2 separate regions of the Homo sapiens genome follow, and region 2 is linked to region 1. The links are chromatin loops, found by intact Hi-C in ENCODE. Cell type or tissue: heart left ventricle. All regions are shown on one strand.

Region 1 (5,000 bases):
ATTTTCTAATATTACTTATTTGCATTGGGAAAGTGTTCTTGTCCTTTTCCGGTTATGTAAGGAGAACAAGATATCAATATGGCAGTATGTAATTGCTTTATAAAACAAGCAGGCGTGTTCCCATCTTTGCCAGCTAGATGTGTGACCTTGGACAAGACATTTAACTTCACTGAACCTGTTTCTTCATTAGTAAAAATGGAGGTGAGGAAATGACAGAAAATATGTAAAGCCTACTACAAATACAAGGTCATCCCCAAGCTTTTTACTAGTATTTTACTGAATTTATGAAGTGTATATGCCAATTTCTGTGGATGTTCATGTGTGTGTGTGAATATGTGTGTGTATAATTATTACTAACTGTGGACTTCAGGCGCATGTATCCTTGAAATTGTTATGGACCACTATGCCTCTCCTTTTAACTTAAATAAATACATATTTAAGTGTTATCTTATTTTTTAGCATTCAAAATCTTTGTCTTTATTTATGACTTAAATAATTTCAACTTTTATTTTAAATTCAGAGAGTACAAGTGCAGGTTTGTTACATGGATATATTGCATGATGCTGAGGTTTGGAGTACAGATAATTCCATCACCCAGGTAGTGAGAATAGTACCTAATATGTAGTTTTGCAGCCCACACCACCTTTCTTCTCCCCTCTAATAGTATCCAGCATCTATTGTTCCTATTTTTATTCCATGTGTACTCAATGTTTAGCTCCCATTTTAAGTGAGAACATGCAGTATTTGGCTTTCTGTTCCTGCTTTAATTCACTTAGAATAATGGCCTGCAGCTGCATCCATGTTGCTGCAAACGACATGATTTTGTGGAGTTTTTATGACTACATAATATTCGATGATGTATAAGTACCACATTTTCTTTATCTAATCCACCATTGATGGGCACCTAGGTGTATTCCATGTCTTTGCTATTGTAAATAGCACTGGGATGAACTTACAAGTGCATGTGTCTTTTTGGTAGAACAATTTATTTTCCTTTGGATGTATACCCAGTAATGGGATTGCTGGGATTACTGGCCAACCATACGCAGAAGAATGAAACTGAACCCCAGCCTTTCACCATATACAAAAATTAACTTGGATTAAAGATTTAAATGTAAAACTTCAAACTATAAAAATCCTAGAAGAAAACCTAGGGAATACCCTTCTTGACATTGGCCTTGGCAAAGGATGTATGGCTGAGTCCCCAAAAGCAATTGCAACAAAAACAAAAATTAACAAGTGGGATCTAATTAAATCGAAGAGCTTCTGCACTGCAAAAGAAAGCATCAATGGAGTAAACAGAAAACCTACAGAATGGGAGAAAATATTTGAAAACTATGCATCTGACAAAGGCCTAGTATTCAGAATCTATAAGGAGCTTAAACAAATCAACAAGCAAAATACAAATAACCTCATTAAATAGTGGGCAAAGGACATGAACAGACACTTCTCTAAGAAGACACATAAGCAACCAACAAACATGAAAAAAAGCTCATCATCGCTAATCATCAGAAAAGGCCAATCAAAACGACAGTGAGATACCATCTCACACCAGTCAGAATGGCTTTTTTTTTTTTTTAATTTTTGTATTTTTTGAGATGGAGTCTCGCTGTGTCGCCCAGGCTGGAGTGCAGTGGCATGATCTCGGCTCACTACAACCTCTGCCTCCCAAGTTCAAACAATTCTCCTGTCTTAGCCTCCCAAGTAGCTGAGACTACAGGCGCATGCCACCATGCCCGGCTAATTTTTTGTATTTTTAGTAGAGATGGGGTTTCACCATATTGGTCAGGCTGGTCTTGAACTCCTGACCTCAAGTGATCCACCCACTCCAGCCTCCCAAAGTGCTGGGATTACAGGCCTGAGCCACCCCGCCCCTGGCCAGAATGGCTATTATTAAAGAGTCAAAAAATAACACATGCTGGCAAGTTATAGAAAAACATGGATCACTTATATACTTTTTTAGGAATGTAAATTAGTTCAGCCACTCTGGAAAGCAGTTTGGAGATTTCTCTAAGTGTATATCTTAAGAGTCGCAGCTTCCAGCACCTTCTCACAAAAATAGTTCAGAAACAGTGATCTTATTCTCAATTCCCTTGTTAACCCACATTATAATTATTATAATATTGATGATATATTCTAATAAAATAGACTAGGATTTACTACTTTATAAATAGTAATGACCCCATAATATTATTATGGAGAGTACTGAGATCATCTAAATCATCCAGCATTGTACCTAACTCATCATTATTATACTAAAAAGATATCTGAATATATATTTTAATATGTGTGGGTATATAATTTTCTATATTTTAAAAAGTTTAGTAAAATCCTGATAACATTTCAAAGGAACCAGATTCTAATAATTTTATTGTGTATCTAAAAACAACTTCCATAAAGACATAAAAATGTTTAACATAACTTACAGTAGTAATCATTTGGAACAACTCATATATTTTCTCTATTTCACATCCATGCAACACTGGTAGTCCCAGGCTTATGAAAAGATATATTGAGTTTATACAGTAAAATTGCATTTCATCTGGAAGTGTAATTTGAAAGTTTATATATAGGGAGACATTTTAAATAGTCAAAGTTGCCTTGAAAATCCTTCAAATAAGCCATCAAGTAGAGTGGACTTGATATTGCACTTGATAAAGTGATAGCATACTCTATCAATTATAGTGGACAGGCATGCTGTTTAGAAATATGCCTATTTTACCTCAACAACAGAAGAAATCATTTTTATCTTATGAACACCAAAGCGTGTGGCTTGCATTTAGGGGCCACATCACACATATCTTGAAACAAATTTCTCTCAGCTTATATTCTAAGAGGTCCACATGCTGTGAGACCAACTGCAGACCAGCAGACTCATCACCCCTAACCAAGGGTGTGTATTCAACAGCTGGAACCACATCCAGATTGCTTGCCTGGTTTCCATTTTCTTTCTCATGCTCTTTCCTCTCCACCGTCTGCCTATGGTTGCATTTCCTTAGACAGTATTAAAATTATGCACCTGTATCCTACAATTCTTTATTTAAAATTCCAAATCTCATATTAGCGACACCTGGTGTTGAATCATAGTAAAAACTTGTGACAAGAATGGCAGACACATACTATGAGAAAAGTAGAACCAAGTTTCTAAATAAAATAAATATACATTTACTAGATGTGAAATGTATTATGTATGTTATTTATTAGACATTAAATTTATTTTGTGGGTTTACTGTGAAAAAACAAGTGTTCATAATGGTCTGTATGAAAGTGTAGATTTTATGTTAGATTTACTGTTCTCAAAAAACAACCTTTATTATGAAATTTCCTTTTAGCATATTTTAATGTCAAGGTACATAAATTATTAGATATGTGTTACATAATGCCATGAGTTATAAATTTAAGCATCCTTGAACTCTTCAACCCAACGAGTCTTTGTACGTCTTTTCTTGAACATGAAGATTTATGGTTCTAGGCTCATTTCTGTGCCTGTCCTTGGCAATGTCACAGACCTCTTTGGATCTGTTTCTAGATGTGTAAAATAAAGGCTATGAATAACATTAGTTGTTCCCAAATTATGTTCACACAAAACATGGGACAGCTGCACAGAAATTTGGCTGTGTTTCCCTAATTTGCAGAAGAAAATGAGTTATTTTCTTCATTCAATATATTTCTCCCATAATTTTTGCCAACTTTGTAACTGTAATGCTGTAACTGTTACCACTTAACTCTAAAGGGAATAAACTCAAAAAGAGAACAACTAGCAAACAAATAAGGAGAAAAAATTTAAAACAAAATCACACATCTTTTTCACTAAAAAAAATATGGTCAGATATTCGTGGTTATCATTTTCCATTGCATGCTGAATATGTTAGGTTTCTTGCTAGAAAAATTTTGCAGTTCACAGAATAGAAGAAACATTTTATTTCAACATGTTTGTCACAAACATGTTAGCCATGATTTCCAATTTCCCTATTCCAATGCCTGAACAACTTGCTTGGAAACTATTGGTCTTAAAGTTCTGTCAAGTTTTCTCCAGCTCAAAGATGAATGATTCTTTGCAGGTCAGCGGTGTGAAGAAAATATAAATGAGTGTAGCTCCAGTCCTTGTTTAAATAAAGGAATCTGTGTTGATGGTGTGGCTGGCTATCGTTGCACATGTGTGAAAGGATTTGTAGGTAAGATGTTTCCAGTCTTCCTATGTTGTCTTAAAATCTTGTAAACCACCACAAATTAGTACATTTCTTAACATATATATTAATGTGAATTTTTGGATTTTATTACTGTATGGTGATTATGTAAGAGAAAGTCCTCATTTTCTGAGGAAATACACACTGAGGGGTTTGGGGTAAAAGGGCATGCAGGTCTGCAATTTACTCTCAAATGGTTCAGCAAAAAATAATTTGTGTATGTGGTGTGTGTGTGTAAAGGCAAACTTTCAAGAAGGAACTGGAGACAAATCATGTAATATCATATTGCAAACAGATGTACAATAATATGGTTTAAAAGTGTATGCTTAATTTCTAAAGAGTAAATCCAAGAAAGTGTCCAGTGAAGGAAAAAGGCAAGATCAAAGAAACAGGCAAGTTTTGAATGGAATTTACTAGCTTTATTTCTTAACATTATCTCAATTAGATGTCTATTACCAAACTTAATTTCAACAAAAAGTAAGATTTAAAAAAGCAGATTATCGGCTGGGCATGGTGGTTCACGCCTGTAATCCCAGCATTTTGGGAGGCCGAGGCAGGTGGATTACTTGAGCTCAGGATTTCAAGACCACCTCGGCCAACATGGTGAAACCCTGTCTCTACTAAAAAAAAAATACAAAAATTAGCCAGGTGTGGTGGTGGGTGCCTGTAGTCTCAGCTACTCAGGAGGCTGAGGCAGGAGAATCGCTTGAACCTAGGAGGTGAAAGTTGCAGTGAGCCGAGATCGCGCCACTGTACTCCAGACTGGGAGAGAGAGCAAGACTCTGTCTCAAAAAAAAAAAAAAAAAAAACAGA
Region 2 (5,000 bases), 160 kb before region 1:
AGAACTTGAAATTCTCTGGTCTCACCCAAATGTACTGAATCAAAAACTCTAGCAATCTATTTTATCAAACTCCCCTGGTGATTCTGATCATGCTAACAAGTTTGCAGTAAAAGAGTCACTTCGTAGCACAATAGAATCACCTAGGGAACTTTAAAAAATCTTGATGCTCAGGTTGCAATTCATACCATTTAAATCAGGGTCCTTGTGTGGGATCCAGGTGTCGGTGTTTTTTTAAATTCCTCGGGTGATTCCAGTGTGCATTCAAGTTTGAAAATCAGTGTCCTAAAGAAGACAGACTATGCAAATTCATTTTACTGGCTATAGTTCTCAGAATTACTATAAATTATTGGATGACATTACATTTATCAGAAACAATAATTGACTGCCATTTTTGCCTTATCTTTTATAAGAGAGTTTGTCACACTTCATTCCCCTCCCACTCTGTTTCTTCCTTTACTTAATCTAGTAGAAACCCTCAGGTGACATTATTACCACAAACGTGGAAAACATTTCAAAGTGAAATTCAAGCCCTATGTTTAATAATCCTAGGGACTTACAAGAGGAAACAAGAGAACAAAAAGGGAAGTATTTGTTTTGAGAAGAGCAAAGCCTAAAGAAAAGGCTAATTCTATGAAAGGGTATAGCTGGCAGCCACTGCTACCTGGGTGAGCTTTATGGTAAATAAATTTAATCTCAATAATGCTGTTAAAAATATGTAATCATTTCATGATTTGCGGTGAAAGTGCAGGCATCTGCAGAAAGGTAGAAAGAGTGGAGTGGGAGTGAAATTTTCATGGAGAAGCAATGTTAGCACAGACCACAGATTCTGGTTATGGGGAAAAAAGGAAGAGGAAGGTCTCAGCTAAAAAATATACTGGTGGCAGCATTCAAGTGTTTCTGGAAAGATGAGGATCATTTTAATAAGTCAGTCATAGTCCACTTGTAACTAAGAGGAGTCCAGTTTGGGAGACACCACAAGGACCATGTCTTTCTGCTCTTAAAGTCATAGGGAAGATCTTGGATGAAAGTCAGAACTCCCACAGAGTATGGGAGAAATGAGGCCCAGCTCTGGTGGTTTAAAGAAATTCATATTAAATATGGAGGTGGCCCTTGGGAGGTTCAAACATTATAACTTTTTGGCTTAACCAGTGAATCCATTGCACACTCTGTTGCTGTTGTACTCAAAATATTGCTAGCAAGAAGACACTCTTATGATTATCAAGCTACTAGCAAAATGTTGCCTAAGAGTATATATTTTTCCCTCACAGGCGGTATTAGCTTGGGGATACCACTCCCAAATAAGAAGAAATTGATAAAAACTGCTTAAGCACTTTGAGACAGAGCTAAGAACTACGTCTTTGAAATATGTATTTTCTACCATATAAATTAACAGAAACTAATTGGAAAGCTGGAAAGAAAGGAGGGACTCTGGATGTGAACCCATAAACCAGAATTTACAGGCCTAAGATGTATGAGAAAACAAGGCGTATAGATGTCCTTCAGTGTCTTAGCCTTGCCAAAATTATTTGGGCAAGGAACTTGGTTCCTCTGAGGACTGTTCATCCTTTAAAGCAGGAAATAAAGCTTATGAGACAAGCTACATGCTACTGAAAATTGGTGGATTTGGGGGATAGTGTTGTAAGACCCATAGAATGCAAACGCTGTACTGTAACTATGGCCACACCACAGAAAGTTTTGCCAGAATGGTTAAGTTCTGAGTCAGAAAAGGGAACAAAAACCTGGAGGAGATGGCTCCCCTGGAGATAGCCCAAAGCCTCAAATCCATCTGTAATGATGCTGGAAGCAGAAAGGCCCTTGACTGAGGGTGTGGCCATGCAAAGAGTAGCAGACAAGTGCTTTGAACCTTCCTGAATATGCACTAATACAAAGTATACACATCGCCGCTGAGGGGTTTGGCAGAGGGGAATGGGAATCGGGTTTCTAGAAAGATAGGCTAGTCTGATATGCTTCAAAATGTTTCTGCAGATGCCTAAGGTTTCTGAGGTTCCTGAAGGTTATGTCAATTATCACTCACAATAAATAAAGTCTTGGAAAGGAGGAGGGATGGTATTCAAAGTTAATAGAAAAAAAAGTAAGAGGAATAAATCAAACATTGGTAAAGATTCAAGACTAAGCTTGATGGAAGCAGGCAATGGCTTTGAATAAAGTCTGGAGAGTCCACTGAGATAAATGCCTCCAGTCACTAAAAATTCAGTTTGGGGTGACTTTTGGCATTTATAATTTCCAAGGAATTTGTCCATCTCATCTAAACTGTTGAATTTGTATGCATAAAATTGTTTATTGTATTCCCTTATTAGCCTTTTTAATGTCTGTAGGGTCTGCAGTGATATCTCCCTTTCAGTCCTGGTACTGGTCATTTGTATCTTCTTCCTCTTCCCACTCTCCCATGTTAGATATGAGTTCTAAATTTCTTTTCAAAGAATCAATATGTCAGTATGTTCAATTCTTTGCCTTCTACTTTTAAACTTAACTTCCTCATAAAGCAACCTTTTTCGATTACCTGCTCCACTCTGACTCATTTCAATCACCTGCTCCACCCTGACTCATTCTGATTACCTGCTCCACCATGACTGATTCCGATTACCTACTCCACCCTCACTCATTCCGATTAACTGCTCTGTCATAACCATTTTTCCTCCCAAACCACTCACCCTGTCACTCTCTTTAAAGTAGCCAATCAGAATTAGTTTAGCCTGTGCGGTCTAACCCTAGCCAATAGGGGAACGACACAGCATCAGAGGCCATGTGTGTCGGGGTAAGAACCCCTTTCCCTCCCTTGTCCAGGTGTGCACTCACCATTGCTCCGTCTGTAAGGGCGCACCCTTCTATAGAAGTACCTTGCCTTGCTGATAATTAAAAAGAAAATTTTATATTCGAGTGCTATTTCTTTTGCGGTACCGAAACTTTATTTATAATACCCACCACCCATAGAATGTCTGCATAGAGTTTTACTTAGAGAACCACCTTTTGGTTTCATTGATTTTTCTCTACTATTTTTCTGTTTTCCACTTCATTTATTTCTGTTTTTATATATATCATTTCTACCCTTCTGCTTGTTTGGGGTTTAATTTGATTTTTTTTTTTTTTTTACTAGTTTCTTAAGAGGCTAACAAATTTGAGACCTTCCTTCTTTTTTAATATGAGCATTTAATGATCTTTTCATGTATTTCATAAATTATGATATGTTGTATTTTCATTTTTAGTTAGTTCAAAATATTTTCTAATATCCCTTGAGGTTTTCTCTTTGGCTCATGGATTTTTTAATTTCCACATATTTTGGGATTTTCCAGATGTATTTCTGTTATTGATTTCTATTTAATTCCTTAAAGGTTAGAGCACATACTTTGCATGATTCCAATTATTGTAAATCAATTAAGGCTTGTGTTATGGCCCAGCATATGGTCTTTCTTGATGAATATTCCATGAACAGTTGAAAATATTGTGTATTATGCTAATGTTGGGTGGTGTATTCTATAAATGTCAACTAGTGTTGTTTTAGTCTTCTATATCTTTATTGATTTTTCTGTCTAGTTCTTCTAATTCCTGAGTGTAGATATCTTCAAATAGATTTGTTAATTTTCCTATTTCTTCTTTCAGTTCTCTCAGTTTTTGCTTCACATAGTTTGATGCCTGTTGTCAGGAGCATACACATTTAGGATTATTACATATTCTCGGACAATTCACCCCTTCCTCAGTATTTAATGTCTTTTCTTATCCCTGATAATATTTTTAATTCTGAAGTCTATTCTATCTGATATTAATAAAGCAACTCCAGTATTCTTTTGATTGGTGTTTTCATGATGTATCTTTTATCTTTCTCTTATTTTATCTATCTATATATCTATATTTAAATGTGTTTCCTGTAGTCACATAATTGTCTTTTTAAAAATTGAATTTGATAGTCTGTTTTTTAATTAGAACATATAGAAATGTAGAAATCTTACCTGGTCCCTTTATGCTCTCTTCTTTATGTAGTGAATATATATAATATATATAATATAATACTTATATATAATATTATATTATTAGTTATGTTAATATAATATTAGGGTTAGGCTTAGGATTACTATCCCTGTTGTATAAATGAAAACACCAATACTCAGAGAGGTGAGGCAACTTGCCTATGGCCATATAATTATATTACATAATATAATAATAATGATATAATATCTGTGCATATTATATATATAATATATATTCATTTACTCACATGGAAACCCCCACCAGACAATATTATAATTTTGGCTTTTGATAATTCTACTTACTTAAAGAACTTAAAAGTAGAAAAATAGGCTTTTAGAGTTGACCTTTGAACAATACATGTTTGAACTGTGTGGGTCCACTTATACACAGACTTTTTTCAACCAGATGTGAATCGAAAATACAGTACTGAAGATCTAAACCCTGCAAATCATGAGGGCCAACTTTTTGTATACGTGGATTCTACCGGGCCAAATGCCGGACTTGAGTATACGCAAATTTTGGTATATGTAGTGGTTTGGAACCAATCACCTGTATGTATTGAGGGATGATTGTATGTTTACCTTAATATCTACATTTCTGTTTTTCTAAAGCGCTTCCTTCTACATTTATTTTAAAGCAGGTCTGCTGCCTACCAATTCTTCAAGCTTTCGATCAGCTGAAAATGTCTCTAGTTTGCTATCATTCCTGAAGGTCTTTTCATTGAATATAGGCTTAGGAGCTGGCAATTTTTTTTCCCTTTTAGCACTTGAAGGTTGGTATTTCCCTATCTCTAGCCTCCACAGCTTTTGATAAGAAAATTGTTGTTCCCCTGAATGTAATGTGTTATTTGTCACTGACCACTCTCTCTATATATAAATATTTAAATCTTTGGTTAAGTAGTTAATTATGTGTATTAGCATGGTTTTCTCTGAGTTTATTCTATGTGGGGTTCTCAGAACTTCTTGAATCTGTAAATTTGTGTCTTAAATTCATAAAACTTACAAAGTGTTCACCTA

The links. A loop is a pair of places that touch in the nucleus more often than their neighbours do. Peaks named below come from ENCODE experiments on the same cell type or tissue, not always from the same donor. Only the 100,000 strongest peaks of a DNase experiment are listed, where the experiment ranks them.
Region 2: a loop joins it to region 1, with 3 times the contacts of the local background. A loop is called at or near these places in 53 of 110 quality-filtered maps.

Annotation. Positions count from the first base shown.
Region 1 is chr9:110,450,464-110,455,463 of GRCh38, reverse strand. SVEP1 (sushi, von Willebrand factor type A, EGF and pentraxin domain containing 1) reads left to right here. Exons shown (of 48, transcript NM_153366.4): 23 at 4,062-4,175. Among named protein-coding and RNA genes, the nearest start is that of TXNDC8, 120 kb to the right of the region's middle. In heart left ventricle, a CTCF peak has its summit at 3,063 (motif pointing left); no DNase peak of the experiment used is centred here.
Region 2 is chr9:110,612,438-110,617,437 of GRCh38, reverse strand. LOC105376218 (a long non-coding RNA gene) reads right to left here and starts at 3,393. Exons shown (of 3, transcript XR_007061731.1): 1 at 186-3,393. RefSeq lists an enhancer at 1-149. In heart left ventricle, no CTCF peak of the experiment used is centred here; no DNase peak of the experiment used is centred here.